Linked DNA regions of Homo sapiens: all the other regions are linked to region 3. A link is an interaction called in ENCODE POLR2A ChIA-PET data of the cell type or tissue named here. Cell type or tissue: CD4-positive, alpha-beta T cell. All regions are shown on one strand. Links, peaks and the distances in the headings refer to the core of each region. The heading gives the core; the rest is flanking DNA.

Region 1 (5,737 bases), core at 482-5,481, 50 kb before region 3:
ACATCATCACTCAGTCCAAGAAGCATCTAAGCTTGATCTCCCTCTTTGTATTCATTGGAGCTGGAGGTACTGGAGCAGCACTGTATCTCGTGTCTGGCATTGTTCAATCCAGATGTTAGTTGGGACAGAAAGAATAATCCAGAGCCCTGGAACAAACTGGCTCCCAATGATCAATACAAGTTCTACTCAGTAATTGTGGATTACAGCAAACTGAAGAAAGAAGGTCCAGATTTCTAACAAATGTTTCACTATAAAGCTGCTTTAGAATGAAGGTCTTCCAGAAGCCATCCACACAATTTTCCGCTTAACCAGGAAATACTTCTCCTCTAAATGCATGAAATCATGTTGATGTAATCTATTGGCGATTGCACTGATTAGTAAATAACTGAAACTTGGAAAACAAAACAAAACAAAAAGAAACACTATGTAAATTGAGACAAGCAAAGGAATACAAAAGGCTACCAGAGGAGTCCAGAGCCTGGATGTCCATGGATAGACTTCAGTGCCAAATACAAAATGTTTCAACTTTGCACATTACAGGCTTTAAACTGCTGCATGAGAGATTTAGGAAGAAACAACCCATTGTTAAATGACCAAATAAATGGTTACAGGACGAAATCTGAGGGTTGGTCATGCCAAGGAGATGTGAAAAATAGGACAGTGAATCATGTTTTGATGGTGAGCTTGCTGTCTGGAGGCAGGGTGCTGGATGAGAAAGGTTCTTTTGCTCCACTAGGAGCTTAAGATGAGTATTTCTCCAGGAGCCAACATTACTTACTGAAATGCAGAAAGTGCACATGTTTTCAAAGGGAAAACACATGGACTGGTATTAAATTAATAACTTCTGATTGGAAAACTTGTTGACAGAATTTGGCTGAGCTAGTCTCCTGAAATTTATTAGGGAACATCTGGGGGGAAATAAAACCTAGGATAGGGAGGAAGAGTGGCTCTCAACCTTGGCTGCACATTGGAATCATCTGGAGAGTTTTAAAAACACTGATGCCTGGGTGCAGTTAAATCAGAACCGCTGGGGTGGGGCCCAGGCATGAGGTTTTTGTTTTGTTTTGTTTTAGAGGTCCTCAAGTGATTCCAACATGTAGGTGAGGTTGAGACCTATTCTCCCCAAAACATCTGTTTCTTCTGTTTGTGATAAAAAGTACAGCTACGCACTAAGTGAGGTCTTAGGGAAAAACCAGAGCTTTATCTGGGCCTATCAAAGGCAGGGTTTACTCACTTAAAATGATTTCAGTACTCCATGAATTTATATTTTAATATCACATCTTTGGTTAATACTTACCTGGACACCACCCATTCCCAGATCACCACATCAGGACTGTCAGGCTTCCCCACACAGCCCACCCTCTCTCAAGAAGAGCACGCTGCTTGGATAATATTTGAAGGGGTCTCAGACCACAGCTGCAGTGTCCTATTTTGGAAGCCCGTGGCTGAGTATTTTCATAAGCAGTCCAAGATCAACACTTTCCTACTTGCTCTCTTCACCTCTTCACTCCCCTGGGTTATTTATATTCTCAACTATCTCCATTCCCACACTGTAAATTCTGTAAGGGCAGAGACCAGGTTGCTCATTTTGGCATGCCCAGCCCCTGACCTAGTTGTCTGAGCAGTAACACTTTTGCATGACACAGAGCTAGTCCACATGTACAGCAATGATTTACCTCTCAAAACAGTTTCTCAATGTAGATGATCCTTTGAACATTAAAACTGTAGTTCTGATGGGGTCCATATTTATAAGCATTTTATTTTAGAGTAACAGTTCATTACCATTTTATTGACAGTTTTATTAACAGTAACAATTAATTACTGTTACTGTAAAATGAAGTTCTCTTTATGTATAAAGGAAAACCCCACCTCCATCATAACACGAGCTAAGGTTTACTGTGTACTTAGAAGTGTCAGGAGCATCATACATATTACATTACTTAACGCCCAAATATCTCTGGGCTCCAGGTACTATAAGCCTACTCTTACTCAAGAAATGGAGGCTTAGGAAGGTCAATATCTTGCCTGGGGTTACAGAGCAGTAAGCAGAGGGGCCTGCATACAACCCAGGTAATCTGTTTTTAGAACTGGTTAATCTAAGTCACTAAACCTAACATTCCGTAACAGAACAAAACAATTGAAAACTGAGTTGAATTCCTTCTTGAATGAATATAGGAATTAGTTAGGAGGAAAGGGTATTTTCCTTTACAGAAGTGTTTCATAAAAACTGGGATAGCTGGGCTGACACAGTCTAGCTACTTGGGAGGCTAAAGCAGGAGGACTGCTTGAGCCCCAGAGTTTGAGACCAGACTGGGTAACATAGTAAGACTTCATCACAGACACACACACACACACACACACACACACACACACACACACACACACAAAAAAAAAAAAAACCTGGAGAAGACACAACCTAAAATTTCCTATTAACTCTCATTATAATATCAGAGACACTTTTAAATATATATCATACTTAGAGTGTAATATACACATACTCAGATACTTTTTTTAAAAATTTGTTTGCTTTTCCATTAGCAGTGGCTCCTAATTCTTTGGCTATAAATCTTTTAGCTCTATAGCCTCTTGGTCAGGCGCTTATAAACTTTAAAGAATTTAAACAGTGGAATCTACACTTCACCCAATAGCTAAATGAGAGTACAGGTAGTTCATTTCCCTGTCAGAAATGTGCCTGTTTTCAGCATATGGTACATACATATTTTCAAGAAACATTTTATAGTTTATCACTCAGAATGAAAAATAATGACACAAATGTTAAATTTTATATCAATTGTGTAGTTTTGGAAAGATAATGAGGATTTCCTAAATCCTGTTCATAGGTGATCCTGATATAAAAATAGAAATGGTATTTAGGTATAATCTTCCTTAAAATGAGGACATAGCTGCATATTTTTAAAATGTAGTGATTCTACCACCTGCCCCATTTCCACTACATAAAATGCCTTGGCGTCTGAGATGTTGAGATATGAATAATTACTATTTTAAAACTTTACTGAGCCTCAGAATTTTTAAAGCCTTTTTTAGATTATATTCTAAAAACAAATATATTTTCAAACAGTCTTCATTCCAGGTTTCCAAGCAAACACACCCGAATAAGTTAATATTTCAGACCCTTAGGCTGTTTTCAAATGCTATATTTAACATGCTTATATGATCACTCAAATAATTTTGATTCAGTTCAAATATGTCAACAGGAAGAGGTCGGGCAGAAATATAAAAATTCTAAGCAAAGTCATTCTGAGACTCAAACAACTCCAATACCAGAAACGCTAGTTAAACCAAACAGTAGTGTGGCCAAAGAACATCAAGGGAAACTGCTGTTTTCAAGATTTGTGGTTTCCTTATATAAAGAACCTATTCTGCTCTTGGATGTGGCACAAGGGGGCTTTTTGAAAGCATGGTATATTTCAATAAAAAAACAAATCATAGTCAAGCTGAGTAAATGTAAAGTTACACACAGTCATACACTTCATTCCTGAGATCCTCTGGAAGTAAATCTGCTGCTTAACATTAATGACACGTCTTATCAACTATGTTTTTGTTTATAAAATATTCTAATATGTACATGACTCCAGTTCAGGTTTAAAATTTTTCCCTTCTTTTGAAGAATAGGTCCCCTGAAAATTTTTCAGAAATTCTTAGTAACTTTTCATTATACTAAGCATCTTTTTTTTTTTTTTTTTTTTTGATACAGAGTCTCACTCTGTCACCCAGGCTGAAGTAAGTGGCGCAATCTGAGCTCACTGCAACCTCTGCCTCCCGGGTTCGAGCAATTCTCCTGCCTCAGTCTCCCAAGTAGCTGGGACTATAGGCGTGTGCTACCACGCCCAGATAATTTTTGTATTTTTAGTAGAGACGGGGTTTCACCATATTGGCCAGGCTGGTCTCGAACTCCTGACCTCATGATCTGCCTGCCTCGGCCTCCCAAAGTGTTGGGTATACAGGTGTGAGACACCATGCTCAGCCATACTAAGCATCTTCTAAACCACAATGGTCACTACTTCCTGGGCCCACTACCACGTTAGGCAAACCATTCATAAAGACAGGATATGTTGCTATTTAGGATACCAACAATATAGTAATAGCACTTTAATACAAAATTTTAATTTTGTACAAATTCTCTTCCTATGAACTGATTACAGTTTTGTACACTTAGGGTGATATGAAGTCCTTAGTCCAAGGCAATATATGTCAACAGTAAAACAAACAAAAAAGACTCCTGTTATTGCCTTAGATGTATATACTACTACCTCATTGGACATCTGCATTTTCAGAATTCTAAGTTTAGTCATAAGCGGTCACATTAATCTAAAAAATAAAAATAAAAGGAAGCCATCTCTACTCACCATTTTGTATAATATAATGAAATAGTTACAATGTATGTTTTATAGCCAGAAAGACGTAGGTTTGAAATCTAGCTCTATGGCTACTAGCTAGTGACTTTGGGCAGGTTATTTAACCCCTTTGAATCATGCACACTTGGATAAGTAGCCGGCAGTAAATGTGAAAATTGTCAACTACATTATTTAATTAAGAAAATATTTCCAGACTTCTTGCTTTTTAGAACAATGTTTGTATTGTTTAATAAACTTTGAATAAAAAAAATAGCTAGGCTTCTCTCTTGGGAATCTTCTGGATTCTAAAAAATCCAATTTACTGTATGTTCCACTATATCTGCTGTTCATGGAAAGTGCCGAACAGTACCCCCAAATTGTGGTGTCCTCTTGAAAACATTTGCTATTTTTTCCATTGCCTCAAGAATTGCCTCAAGGCCAATTCCTCCCAATCAATTATCTGTAACTCCATGTGTTACCTATGCTTGTTGCATGGATATATAGAAACCAAACTCTGTGAAATGCCAAACTGCCCCAATTCTTGAATTACATGCCTGGAAACCCAGAGGTCTCAAATGTGCATTTCTACTAGATTCCCCACTGACTATGTGACTCTTTGAGCTTACTCAGTACCTAGCATCTCTAGAGCATGACCTGAAGTTTTAAGAAAGCCTCGATAGCTAATACCAATAATGATAAAGTTAATGAACAGGTGCTTAAGAGCAAGGGCCCATCCCCACCCCACACCTGACAGGCAGTTAGACCCGATGATGTGGAGATTGCCAGCTTATGGAAGGGCTGTTCCTCTGACCACTGCGATCCAGAAACACAGCTGCCTTTATAGGGTCTACAGGATGGTTAGCAGCTGAGGCTGAGGAAACTAGCTGCAATCTGTGAGATAAACATGTCCCCTCAAGGGAGAGTTCTTGGAAGGTGAGTTATACAATCTTCAGGAAAGTTCACTGAAAGAGCCCTCATGTTGAATCTTTGTTGTGAGCTACTACAATGTCCCTGTGCTCTTTGTACCTCTCGCTGTAAGATGGCAGCATCACAGTCGAGACACAGCTGCTTGTTTTCCAGTATTTAGCCTCTCCTTTTTACGTAATAATAAAGTACATGTTCCAGCCCCCTTGAAGGCAGGTATGGTGTGGGACTTAGTCCTAGCCAATGGCATATAAACAGAAAAGATGAACTCAACTTGGAGTTGTGTCCTTAAAGGAGCCCTCCATATACCTTCCTCCCCACCTCTGAGATGGGATGCAGGCTTAGTATTAATCATCTTCAACAGACAAGTAAGGGATACATGTTAGCAAGGGTAGTAAGGAGATCTTTAAGAGTTGTTTAGGTCTTGAGGGTTCTGCCCTCATGCATGCATTAGTGTT
Region 2 (5,737 bases), core at 361-5,360, 120 kb after region 3:
GTCAGGTCTCTCCAAGTATAGAGCTCAGGGAAGGACAAAAGGAAAGGAGAGGGACTAGAAAGTTCTTACTTGACTGATGCTTTAATTCTGCCATTTTACTCTCTGAGCCTGACTGACGTTTAAAGGTAAATTTTTCTCTGTGCGGCCAGTCTGGATTCTCTGACAGCTCGCCTGCTGGGCCCCTCTGACCATACCTGACACAGCGTTGGCAGTGTCCTCATTCTACTGATCACCACCACTCCCCACTTAGCTTCTGGATTTTACACAGCCCATGCCAAGCCCAGACTCTGCTAGAATCCTCCTGCCATCTACCCAAAGCTCTGGTTAACCTGGCAGGCTCACTGCCATAATGATTCCAGGTAGAGATCCTCCCAGATCCCATTTCCTGTAAAACCAGCAAATGTCTTGGATGTCTCTCTCTGGATCCCTCAGGCAAACAGTCACAGCATCCTGCCACAGAGAGCTCAGATTTGTGTTCCACACCAGTCCAGTGTGCTCCCTAACTGCAGGCAGCACTGATTAAGGTCTTCAAGGGTCTCCTGAAACACTTCCTAGACCTAATTGAAGGACAAAGCTCTTTTCAAGAGGTAAGTTTGTAATTCTACCCTCTGTGTCTGTTCTCAACCTTTTATGTCTTCGATGTGGATGACAGGTTTTAAATGTATCAAAACTGGTTCTCATAATTTTATTTGAAAATTTATATAGAGTCTGACAATCACTTTGGGATTCAGTATCTACTGTATCTTGATGTGTGAGACAAAAATTCCTCTTTGAAATCCTATCATACAACAAAATAGATCAATCGAAAAGGTTCTCATAAACAAATGAGAATTAGGATACAGGTAATTTAGAGTTCCTTGGCATACAAAAGAAATAGGAAAAATAAGTATCCTTATTCATCATTAGAAACTGAAGCCCAGGTATCATCCCCTGATCATAAGAGAATATGATAAGTGCTCCTCCTCGTTGCTTCCACTGTACTTTATATATTGCTACTATCATAGCTCTTACCATTTGCTTTTAAATTTACTAGATTTTAAGCTTCTGGAGAAAATGAGATATATTTATTTTTATTTGTACCTCCTGTGCCTAGCACAGTGTCTAGAATATTGTGGAAACTCAATAAATGCTTATTAATCTAAATTAAAGAGATATGGATTTCTACTTAGACTCTCATGATATTTGATTGGCTTAGGAATGTAGTATTCCTCTTTCCCAGGCTCTTTATCAGTAAAATGGGAAAAACACCAATTATCTTAACTAATAAAGATGAAAACTAGTAAAAATGATTTAAAAACCACTCTTAAAACAAAAGGATTTATAAGCACTAGTCGTCAGTTCTATCATGCTCCATGTCTGGCAGTACCGTCTCCCCACATGGGCTGTTAAAATGACCTAGAATCATAAATTTTTGTCAGTCTATTAGATAGGAAGGTGAACTCTGTGTTCCTCTGTGGGATTTGTTGCCCTCATAGTCCTTGAAGAATCTTAATTTATTATATGGATAAAAAAATAAAGTTAAGCTAAGAGAACTTTCGAATTAAATTGTACCTTTTGTTTTGTTAGCCATGAACAGTCATAGAGCGACAGCAGTAGTACTAGAAAAAGCATGTAGTCTATTTTTGTAACATCTTTTTGTTAAACATCTGAAAAAACAAGAGGGGCCCAGTCTGTTGTTTGCTTAAGCTTCTGTGAAATGTGTCCATCCAATTCAGCATATGTCAATATGTTCCTCATTTATTGCTGTGTAAAAATTATCTAAAATATATAAGCTGAAAACAATAAATATTTATTGTCTCATAGTTTCTGCGGGTCAGGAATATGAGAGAGGCTTAGGTGGATAGTTGTGGTTCAAGGTTTCTCATGTGGCTTCAGTCAAGGTATCTTCCAGGGCTGTTGCCATCTGAGTCTTAACTGAGTCTGGAGGAGCTGCTTGACTGACAGCTATGGCTGTTGGCAGGAGGCTTCAGTTCCTCTTCACATCAGCCTCTCCATAAGGCTCATGACATGGCTTCCCCCAGGGACAAAGAAAGCAGATTCCAAGGGTAAAAGCTGTAGATTTGTAATAACCTAGTCTTAGAAGTGAATATTGTTACTTTCAGTGTATTCAAATTGTTAGGAATTAGTCATTAAAACCAACCTATACTCAAGGGGAGGGGAATTAGGCTATACCTCTTAAAGGGAGGAGAGTCAAATAATTTGTGGACATACTTTCCAAACCACCACAGGCAACATGCTGACTTAAGAAAATAGTCTTAGATAGTTTTAACTTCTTTGTTTTTCAGTGTGACTTTAAGATGTAAAATATAAAATTTTATGTATAAAATATCTTACGGTAACCCAACTTCCCCCAGAAGTAAACAATTAAGTAGTAGTATTATATGAAGGCACTAAAGGAAGAAGTCATTAAATTTTATGCTATAGCTCAGGTGAAAAGGAAAATATCTTGCATCTGTGGCTAAGTTATAAACCATTGACATCAATTAGCCTCTTTTTGCCATAGCAGTGAAAATGGGCAACTCTTGCTGATGGCTTTATCTTAAAGTGTCTTCAGATGTGTGGTTAAATATGCGGTCAAAGGGTTTTCATCATCTACCTTGTCATTATATATACTTCCTTTTTGTTGACTTCTAGTTAACTTTGAAAAGTCAATCCATTCCAACCTAAATAAGTATTTTATAGAGAACATTTATAAATTTATAAAATAAAAAGCTGCCATTAAATATTATTACAGACATAATATAGTTGTACTTCTTAGAGATGTATGTAATTGTTACAGAACCTTGCCAACTTTCATTTTCATTCTCCCTTTATTTTATTTTTCATATAGATGTAGAGCAGAATATTAGTCTTAGTATTAGTCTAGTAGTACTAGTATTAGTCTAATAGCATTAGACTAGTATTAACTATTAGACTAGTATTAGTCAACTAATTAGTATTAGCCTAATAAATATAGATAGCATTCAATGGCGTAAAAGGCTGGAATGGTTCTAGAACAGTTCTGTTGTCATGTTATTCTGGTAGGAACAGAATGAAGTTTACTAGGAGAATTGAGGATGGAATAAAGAGCTTATTCAATTTTCCCTAATATATGGGCTGTTTGAATTGGAAGAAATCTGTTCTATTATTAAGAACATGGAAGAAATCTATTATTAAGTACAATCAAGAAGCAGGAAAAAGAACTGCCACTGAGTACCCCTTTTATCCTTCTTGGACAAGGGCAGAACATTGCACAGGATTTGGAATGGATGCAGCTAGTGATTAAGGTGATGTTAGTGATTTCTATTGTAGTACTGACTGTGTGGCCATAGATCTCACAGCCTTGGAATCAGTGTGCTTCAAGCCTCGTATCGCCCTCTTGTGGCCAGAGTTCATCTACTTATAGAAATTCTGTTTCTCACAGATTCCTCTTCTAGAGTTACATCAAAAATAAAGGATTGTTTCTCACTGCTTTCTTCCTCCCACAAGAAACTCATTAGAAGTGGGAACCTTATTTATCATGAATTTATCTGCTTTATGTGCTTACCAGCAGTAGGAATCAAGACATCAAGACATCCTTATCATCACCGAGTGGTTGGAGATTGTTACTGTTTCTTCCTTGTACTAGAGTCTGTATAGAACTCAAGGCTTGTTTCCTTTTCATTTTGTCCCAATGTATGATTATTACAAGCAGAAATATAAGAAATGCCTGATTATGTATGTTGACAAAATTATGACCTTGGAGAGATATTACTTGGAGATATATATTTATTAATAAAATCTCAATAATTTCATAAATCATTCAATTGTCATATTGAGGTGAAGCAACTTATATTAATATATATCAGAAGCCAATAATATAATTAGAAAAGTAACACTATCTGATAGTGATTTGTGATGTTGATGAAAGAGGCACTTCCTAAACATCTAACTTAGATGTCCGTAATATGCTCATTTACTAATAGGTTTCTAAGATTATCACAGCAGGTGCTACATATCATCATCACACTTTGTCAACTCAAAATAATTTTTACCAACTCCTACTTTCCACTGTGGAAGCATAATAAACAAAATAAAGACCTGCTTTTTTATATTCCTATTTTTAAAATGGAAAAAATTAGAATTAAATATGTCAATCCAGAAAATGAATAAATTATGTGTTCAGCTCAATAAACTATCAGTGCCACCTACTGAATCACATACCAAAGCTTCAACACCAGAAATACTTGGTAACATACTCCTCTGAGAAACTAAAGACAAGAAGTCAGCTACAACTAAAGACCCTGCACAAAATCCCGGAACACATTATTCTGACTTCTTGTGCCATTTTGGCAGCTTTTAATCTTTATACGAATGGAACCACACAGTATGTATTCTTTAGCATTTGGTTTCTTTCGTACATCATTATGTTTGAGAGATTCATCTATGTTGTGATGAGCTACAGTTCTTCCATTTTAATTGCTCTATAGTGTTCCATCATGTTCGGCATATATAGCCTCTTTATCTTTAAAAAATGCTCTCTGTTTCAAAGCCTAGTTTCTAATATTAATATACCTGTACCAGTTTTTTTTGGTTAAAATTTTTATGGTATATCATTTTTCTATTATTTTAATTTCAACATTTCATTCTAATATTTTACAGTGTGTCTCTTGTAAGCAGAATATAGATAGGTTTGTAATATTATCCAGTATGATAATCTTTGTTTTTCATTTGGGACACTTAATCCATTTATATTTTGATATGGTTTGGCTGTGTCCCCACCCAAATATCATCTTGAATGCTAGCTCCCCTAATTCCCTTATGTTGTGGGAGGGACCAAGTGGGAGGTAATTGATTAATGGGAGCAGTTTCCTCTATACTGTTCTCATGGTACTGAATGAGTATCATGATATCTAATGGTTTTATAAGGGGAAATCTTTTGCTTGCCTCTCATTCTATTCTCTTGTCTGCCACCAGGTGAGATGTGACTTTTGCCTTCCACCACGACTGTGCCCGGTCTTGGGTATGTCTTTATCAGCAGCAGGACAATGGACTCCTACAGTAAATTGGTACCAGTAGAGTGGGCGCTGCTGAAAAGATACCCAAAAATGTGAAAGTGACTTTGGAACTGGGTAACACGCAGAGGTTGGAACAGTTTGGAGGGCTCAGAATAAGACAGAAAAATGTGGGAAAGTTTGGAACTTCCTAGAGACTTGTTGAATGGCTTTGTGCAAAATGCTGATAATGACATGGACAATGAAATCCAGGTTAATATGGTCTCTGATGGAGATGAAGAACTTGTTGGGAACTGGAGCAAAGGTGACTCTTGTTTTAGCAAAGAGACTGGTGGCATTTTGCCCCTGCTCTAGAGATTTTTGGAACTTTGAACTTAAGAGAGATGATTTAGGTATCTGGCAGAAGAAATTTCTAAGCAGCAAAGCACTCAAGAGGTGACTTGAGTGCTGTTAAAGGCATACAGTTTTAAAAGGGAAACAGTATAAAAGTTCAGAAAATTTGCAGCCTGACAATGTGATAGAAAGGAAAATCCCATTTTCTGAGGAGAAATTCAAGCTGGCTGCAGAAATTTGCATATGTAATGAGGAGCTGAATGTTAATCCCCAAGACAATGGGAAAAATGTCTCCAGGGCATGTTAGAGGTTTTCACGGCAGCTCCTTCCATCACAGGCCTGGAAGCCTAAAAGGTAAAAGTGGTTTCTTGGGCCAGGCCCAGGGTCCCTCTGCTGTGTGCAGTCTAGGGACTTGATGCCCTGCATCCCAG
Region 3 (5,737 bases), core at 228-5,227:
CAGCAGGCAAGTTGACAGCCCTTTTCTATCTTACTGCTGATGGCAGTGGTGGGCCATCCAGAGCAGCCGCTGCCATTGCACTGGCTGCAGCCAGGCGGGACCCACTCCCAGGCCCAGAGCCTCTGCCACTCTGTTACCCTGGCCCCGTGTCATCTCTCTTGCCTACCGCCTCTGTGGGGAGGTGTGGGGAGGAGGTGGATAGTCCCCGGAGGAGCCTGCCCCTGGGAGCCCCCTGGAGCCTGCTGCCCTGGGAGCCTCCACGATGAGGCCAGGCTGAATTGCCCCCTGGTGTGGGGGCAGCATGGTTGGGCACAGAAGGGCACGCAGAGAGGAGCCCCGAGGTGGAGCTGGGCCAGGAGTGGTGCAGCGTTCCACGGAGCCTGCAGGAGCGAGGAGCAGGCAGGAGCCCCACCCTCCCAGGCGCCTCTACGGCCGCCCAGGTTGCAGCTGCAGACCCGGGCATCTCTGCACTCTCAGGGGACCTGGGAATCCCCATTGTTAGCCCCCGTAGGCTTGAAGGTGTCTGCTTCCACTGCCTGGCCTCTCCCTGCTGTTGGCTCCAATCACAGGGTGGAGTTGAGGCCAAGTGTGGGCGATGTCACAGCCGGGCTGGGTGTACACACACACGAGGCAGTGCTGACATGCCAGGCCCCTGCCGCCTCAGCCCCCTCTGGACTTTGGGCACTGACAAGCACAGTGGGGAGGGATGCCGAGGCGGGTGCTGAGCACAGCCTGGTGCTGGCCTGCAGGTGTCCCTTGGCATGAACAGCCTGGGTGTCATGAACAGTAGCAGGAGGCCGACTGGCTCCTGGGTGGAAGGGGACTGGTGCCTAGTGAAGCCCCACCCTCAAACCAGGGAGGACTCGAAGCCTGAGGGCCAGGCTGCCAGTTCCAAGGACCGGAGGGAGGACTTGTAGTGCTTTTTCTGGGCCAGCCCATGGCCACCCATGGACCAATCAGCACACACTTCCTCCCCTCTGAGGCCCATAAAAACCCTGGATTCAGCCAGACTCCGGCAGAGGACAGAGAGAGGATAGAGAGAGGACGGGGAAATGGTGGGATGACCCGCTACAGAGAGGAACTACCCACCTCAGTGTCTCCCGTCTGCTGAGAGCTGAGAAGACAATGGGATGACCAGCTGCAGAGAGGAACTACCCTCTCTGCTGACAGCTAGACACTCATCAGGATGACCTGCCTAGCAGAGAGGAGCTACCCTCTCTGATGAGAGCTGAACACTGGCTGAGATACCCACTGCAGGTCTCCTCTGAGCTGTTCTATCGCTCAAAAAAGCTCCTCTTTGTCTTGCTCACCCTCCACTTGTCTGTGCACCTCATTCTTCCTGGTCGCAGGTCAAGAACTCAGGGCCTGCCCAATGGCGAAGCTAAAAGATCTATAACCCCAACAGGGCTGAAACATGCCCCTTGCTCGCCACGTTGTGGGTGAAAAGGAGAGAAGAGCTGTGACCCTTCGGGAAGCCCAGACCTGGGAGCTCCTAGAGCCAGGGCTTTGACTCCCTCTTTGGGGCTCTGCAGTTCCTGATGTTTCCAAGTTTCTGGGTGCCACTACATTCCCTGGTGCCAGCCAAGGAAGCTGCTCGTGGTGCACCTGGTCCAGCTGCAGCCTCACAGAGAACCAGTGCCTGTGCTGGCACGTGGAGCTGCCCGCCCTGTGGTAGCAGCCGGCATGTCTGACTGCGCAGTGGCCAGACCCCATGCTCGCTTACACATCCCTTGCCACTCCACGCCTGACTCGCAGTCTCCCTTAGGGGCATGGGATCCAGACCGGTATCGTGAGCTGAGTGCAGCCTGCCAGGCTGAGTGGGTGGAACAAGCCTAGCGGGCCGAGCAAAACTCAGACAAAGGCACCACCAGCCACAGAGGTTTCCGGCCAGAAAAGTGACACCCCAAAGATCCCGTAACACTACCTCTTCAGATACATTGGCAATAGACCAGGACACGTTTTTAAAATTTTTCTTAATTTCTTATTTTTTCCTGACCCATCACCAACAGAAAGGTCACATTTTAAACATTCACAGAGACCAGGTCTAAGGTGAGTACACAGTGATGACAAAGTTTTGTTGGGAAAGGCAGACGTTCTGCACCTGATGCTACCTTAGTCCCTGCAAAGAGTCCTCACTTCCGTGACTAAGTGGAAATCAGCTACAATTACTTAAGCACGTCACTAAGGTTTTTGTAAATAAAAATTTCTGAATAAGAAAATTTGATACATTCTTCAGTTCTGGTGTTGTTACTAACGGTCTTAGTCAGTTTGAGCTGTGATAACAAGTATCCTAGACTGGGTGGCTTAAGCAACAGACACTTTGTTTCTCACAGTTCCAGAGGCTAGGAAGTCCAAGATCAAGGTGTTGGCAGATTCAGTTCTTGGTGGGGGCCCTCTTCCTGGCTTGTAGGCGGCTGAGTTTTTGCTGTGTCCTCACATGACACACACAGACAAAGAGCGAGCTGTTAGTCACTTCTTGTAAGGATACTAATTCTAACACGGGGCTCCACCCTCGTGACCTCATCTAAACCTAACTACCCCTCAAAACCCCACCTCCTAATACCATCACATTGTGGGTTAGAGATTCAATGTATAAATTCTAGGGGAAGACACAAACATTCAGCCCATAACACTAACAATCACCAAGGAACTCATATGTACAGAGTTTAGAAGTTAGCAAAGGAAATTCACGTAAATCACCTTATCTGAACCTCACAGTTGTTATCTGTGAGATAGCTATTTTTATTTTCCCTGTTTTGCAGATGAAGAAGCTAAGTTGAGAAGCATTCAGTGATTTCCCCAGGGTCATCTGACTAGTCAGTGGCAATGGTAGAGTGCAAAATCAGGTTTTCTGATTCCAAATCCCGTGTTCATTCAGCTGCATCAGGAATCAGGCCATTCCGCTCCTAGTATTAGCAGCAATAACAAAACAGGAACAGCAGCTGATGTGTATTTGGTGCTGTACCATGTGCCAGTCTCTTTAAAAATATTATCTCTCAGGGTAGATGCTAGCATTCTATTTTACATCCCCGAGAAAACTTAAAATTATCAGGGTTAAATAACTTTCCAAGATCACACAGCCAGTATATCCACAAAGCAAGTATTTGAACCAGGTTTGGCTGAGTCTAGAGACGATGTTCTTAATATGCCACTTTGCTAGAGTGGCCTTTGAAGTGCTCTTTGAAAGACAGTTTGTAAGATGAAAATATTCTTTTAGATATATTTATTGAGATTTTAGTCAGAAATGGATTTCTTGCCCATTAAAAGCACTAGTGCCCTACAAAGTGCTCTATTGAAAGTCCTATTTTTCAGGCACAACAGATGGAGGACAGATGTTTCTTTATGCTCTGAAAGGTCCACTTTATGTAGCTGACTATAATAAGATTGTATCTGGTTCCGAATGTTTCAGAGAAATGGTATCAGGCAGATCATTGTAAATGAAAGCCAAATCAAAGGCATTATTGCACAGATTTGATAGAAAAAAAAAAGCCAAAACAACAGGATGTTATTCAATGGTATGGGCGGAAACTTTTTCAGAGTTCATTCTGAACCACACAGACATTTTCAGATGTGTTCCACCCTAAGATTCAGCCTAGTGTCAGAGAAGTGCATGTATGCTTGATTGAGACTTGTGTGATGGGGTGAGGTGGTGGGGGCCTGGGGGTTGGGTGCCATAGGTGTGGGTAATGCAATACTGAACTTTATTTCAGTGTGATTTGGAATAACATGGAAAGCCTGGAGAATGAGTGGAAACTTTGCTGTGACTTAAGTAGACTTCGGATAAACAGGAACTTTCTATGAGTTCAGAAAACTTAGATGCCTGAGTGTATTTGAATACTCATTTGGGACAAATGATTAGACCTCTAAGATAATAGTTCCCAGCTTTTTGTGTGTATTGGAATCATGACTGCAACACCTGAGAAGGATTTTCAGGCCCAATACACAAGTACGCTCATGTTTTGACCAAGCTGACTTCCAGGTTAGAAAGTCCATTTGTATTCTACAGAGAATCATAGCATCTCAGAGCCTAAAAGTGGCCTTAGAGTCACTTAGCCCAACTATCCTCATTTACTGAAGAGGAAACTGAGGCCCCATGAGGGCTAGTGATATTCTGCCATCAAACTTAACACAGTTGGGAGGGGAATACCCTGAAGATCTAAAGGACACTAGTTCAAGGTAGTGTATGCAGATGTGGTTGAGTTTTCACATACTGTTTAAGAACACAAACTTTGAAACCAGATCTAGATTCTAAACCAGTTTCCTTTGCTTACTAGCTGTGTGTCTTTTGGCAAATCACTTAACTTCCCCAAGCCTCAGTTCCCCCATCTATAGAATAAATGTCAGTTTTCTTCCTTTAACATCATTGTACCCATGCCCTCAAAGACTGTATCCAAAGTACTACTTCCTTATGCCATTTTCTTACCCACAAGGATTTAACAACTTCTCACTGTTTCAACAATTTGTCCACAAAAGTCTCCATTAGTGGTTTCTGGCATGTGCCTTTGCCCTTAGGCATCCTGGCTGACCCACTGGCCAGCACACACCTTGCAAATGCCCAGCTTTCAGCTATTTATTCATTATGCACCTACAGTGTAGAATACTGTAACAAATTATAGGTGCAGATACTATATTAGTGGAAGGGGACACAAATATGAACGAGATTTGGTTTCTGCCTTCAGATGACTGAGCGGGAAATCCATAACCTCACTACATTGGTATAAGGGTTCAGAATAACTAACTCCAATTTGGGGAAAGAGGGTGATTAGAGGAGTTATAGAGTGATATCATCTTAGTCTTGAAGAATGAATTGAGGTTTATTCATATGTGTATGTATGGAAAAAAGGAACTTCTGGTTGAGGGAACAGCCTGGACAAAGACATAGAGGTTAGAAAGGCTTGGCAGAGAGGACTGCCCTGTAGTTCCATATAGTGGGCTGGCAGGAATGCATGTGGGAAGTCCAGCACTGCCTGGAGGACTTGGATTCTGGCCAAAAGAAAACCACTGGGGTCAGGTCACATTGCTGCTTTGTTAAATCCCACAGGGCACAAAAGGGCAAGAACATTCACATTTCTGGTGAGTCACATGTAAACAGCTGTATTTTTGCCAAGGTCTCTTCCAAAAGGTACTGAGGCTGGGGGCATCTTTCACACAAGGTGACAGAGACGTTTCTGCGGCTGACACCATTCCAGTCTTATGACCTTAGATTTCATTTTATCAAGCTTCTACTATCTATAGTTACAAGAAACAAGACCTCCTTTAAGTCATGCTGCCTGGCTGTGGTGAGAACGGACAAGGGTGTGGCTGTGGCAGATGGTATCAAAGAAGACCCTTACTGCCCCATTCCCAGTAGGTCCTTGAATGGGTACTGGGTAAGTTCCTGTGAACAATGGGGAACCCAACTCTCCATCCTATGTTCCCTGACTACCTGCTACTTCTAAGAGATGTGGGTACAGCCCTGGGAATGGCCTTTCTTCAGCCATTTCTTGGCCGTCCCTCCTCTTCATGGTAGGAGAGAGAAAAGAGGGAAGAAAGGACCCATGTGCTCCTGGTGGGCCAGATTCTTCTTTTCTGGTCCAATGTAATTTTCTCATGTGAAAGGGAACATTCCCTTCAAATATCAGCAAGATGGTCAGATGTTTATGCAGAATCTCAAAGCTCAGCATCAAGATTTCTGGTGAACATGGATGCTGTTTACACTAGCTTTACAGTCTAGTCAGGGAAACAGACACTAAATAAG

The links. Peaks named below come from ENCODE experiments on the same cell type or tissue, not always from the same donor. Only the 100,000 strongest peaks of a DNase experiment are listed, where the experiment ranks them.
Region 1: POLR2A ChIA-PET joins it to region 3 with 39 read pairs; 7 of 35 experiments call an interaction of 5 or more read pairs at or near these places.
Region 2: POLR2A ChIA-PET joins it to region 3 with 11 read pairs; 7 of 35 experiments call an interaction of 5 or more read pairs at or near these places.

The regions. Positions count from the first base shown.
Region 1 is chr1:89,655,711-89,661,447 of GRCh38, reverse strand. The region is part of intron 1 of LRRC8C (leucine rich repeat containing 8 VRAC subunit C); the gene reads right to left. It also overlaps the pseudogene LOC100505788. Among named protein-coding and RNA genes, the nearest start is that of LRRC8C, 25 kb to the right of the region's middle. RefSeq lists a silencer at 3,298-3,357. In CD4-positive, alpha-beta T cell, for the core only: no CTCF peak of the experiment used is centred there; DNase peaks (open chromatin) are centred at 1,127, 1,617 and 3,347; H3K4me3 peaks cover 1,414 bases; H3K27ac peaks cover 4,363 bases.
Region 2 is chr1:89,481,062-89,486,798 of GRCh38, reverse strand. No RefSeq gene overlaps it. Among named protein-coding and RNA genes, the nearest start is that of LRRC8B, 41 kb to the left of the region's middle. In CD4-positive, alpha-beta T cell, for the core only: CTCF peaks have their summits at 3,185 and 3,388 (motif pointing left); a DNase peak (open chromatin) is centred at 3,338.
Region 3 is chr1:89,605,188-89,610,924 of GRCh38, reverse strand. No RefSeq gene overlaps it. Among named protein-coding and RNA genes, the nearest start is that of LRRC8C-DT, 25 kb to the left of the region's middle. In CD4-positive, alpha-beta T cell, for the core only: a CTCF peak has its summit at 2,614; DNase peaks (open chromatin) are centred at 574, 1,824, 2,474, 3,554 and 3 weaker places; H3K4me3 peaks cover 3,085 bases; H3K27ac peaks cover 4,860 bases.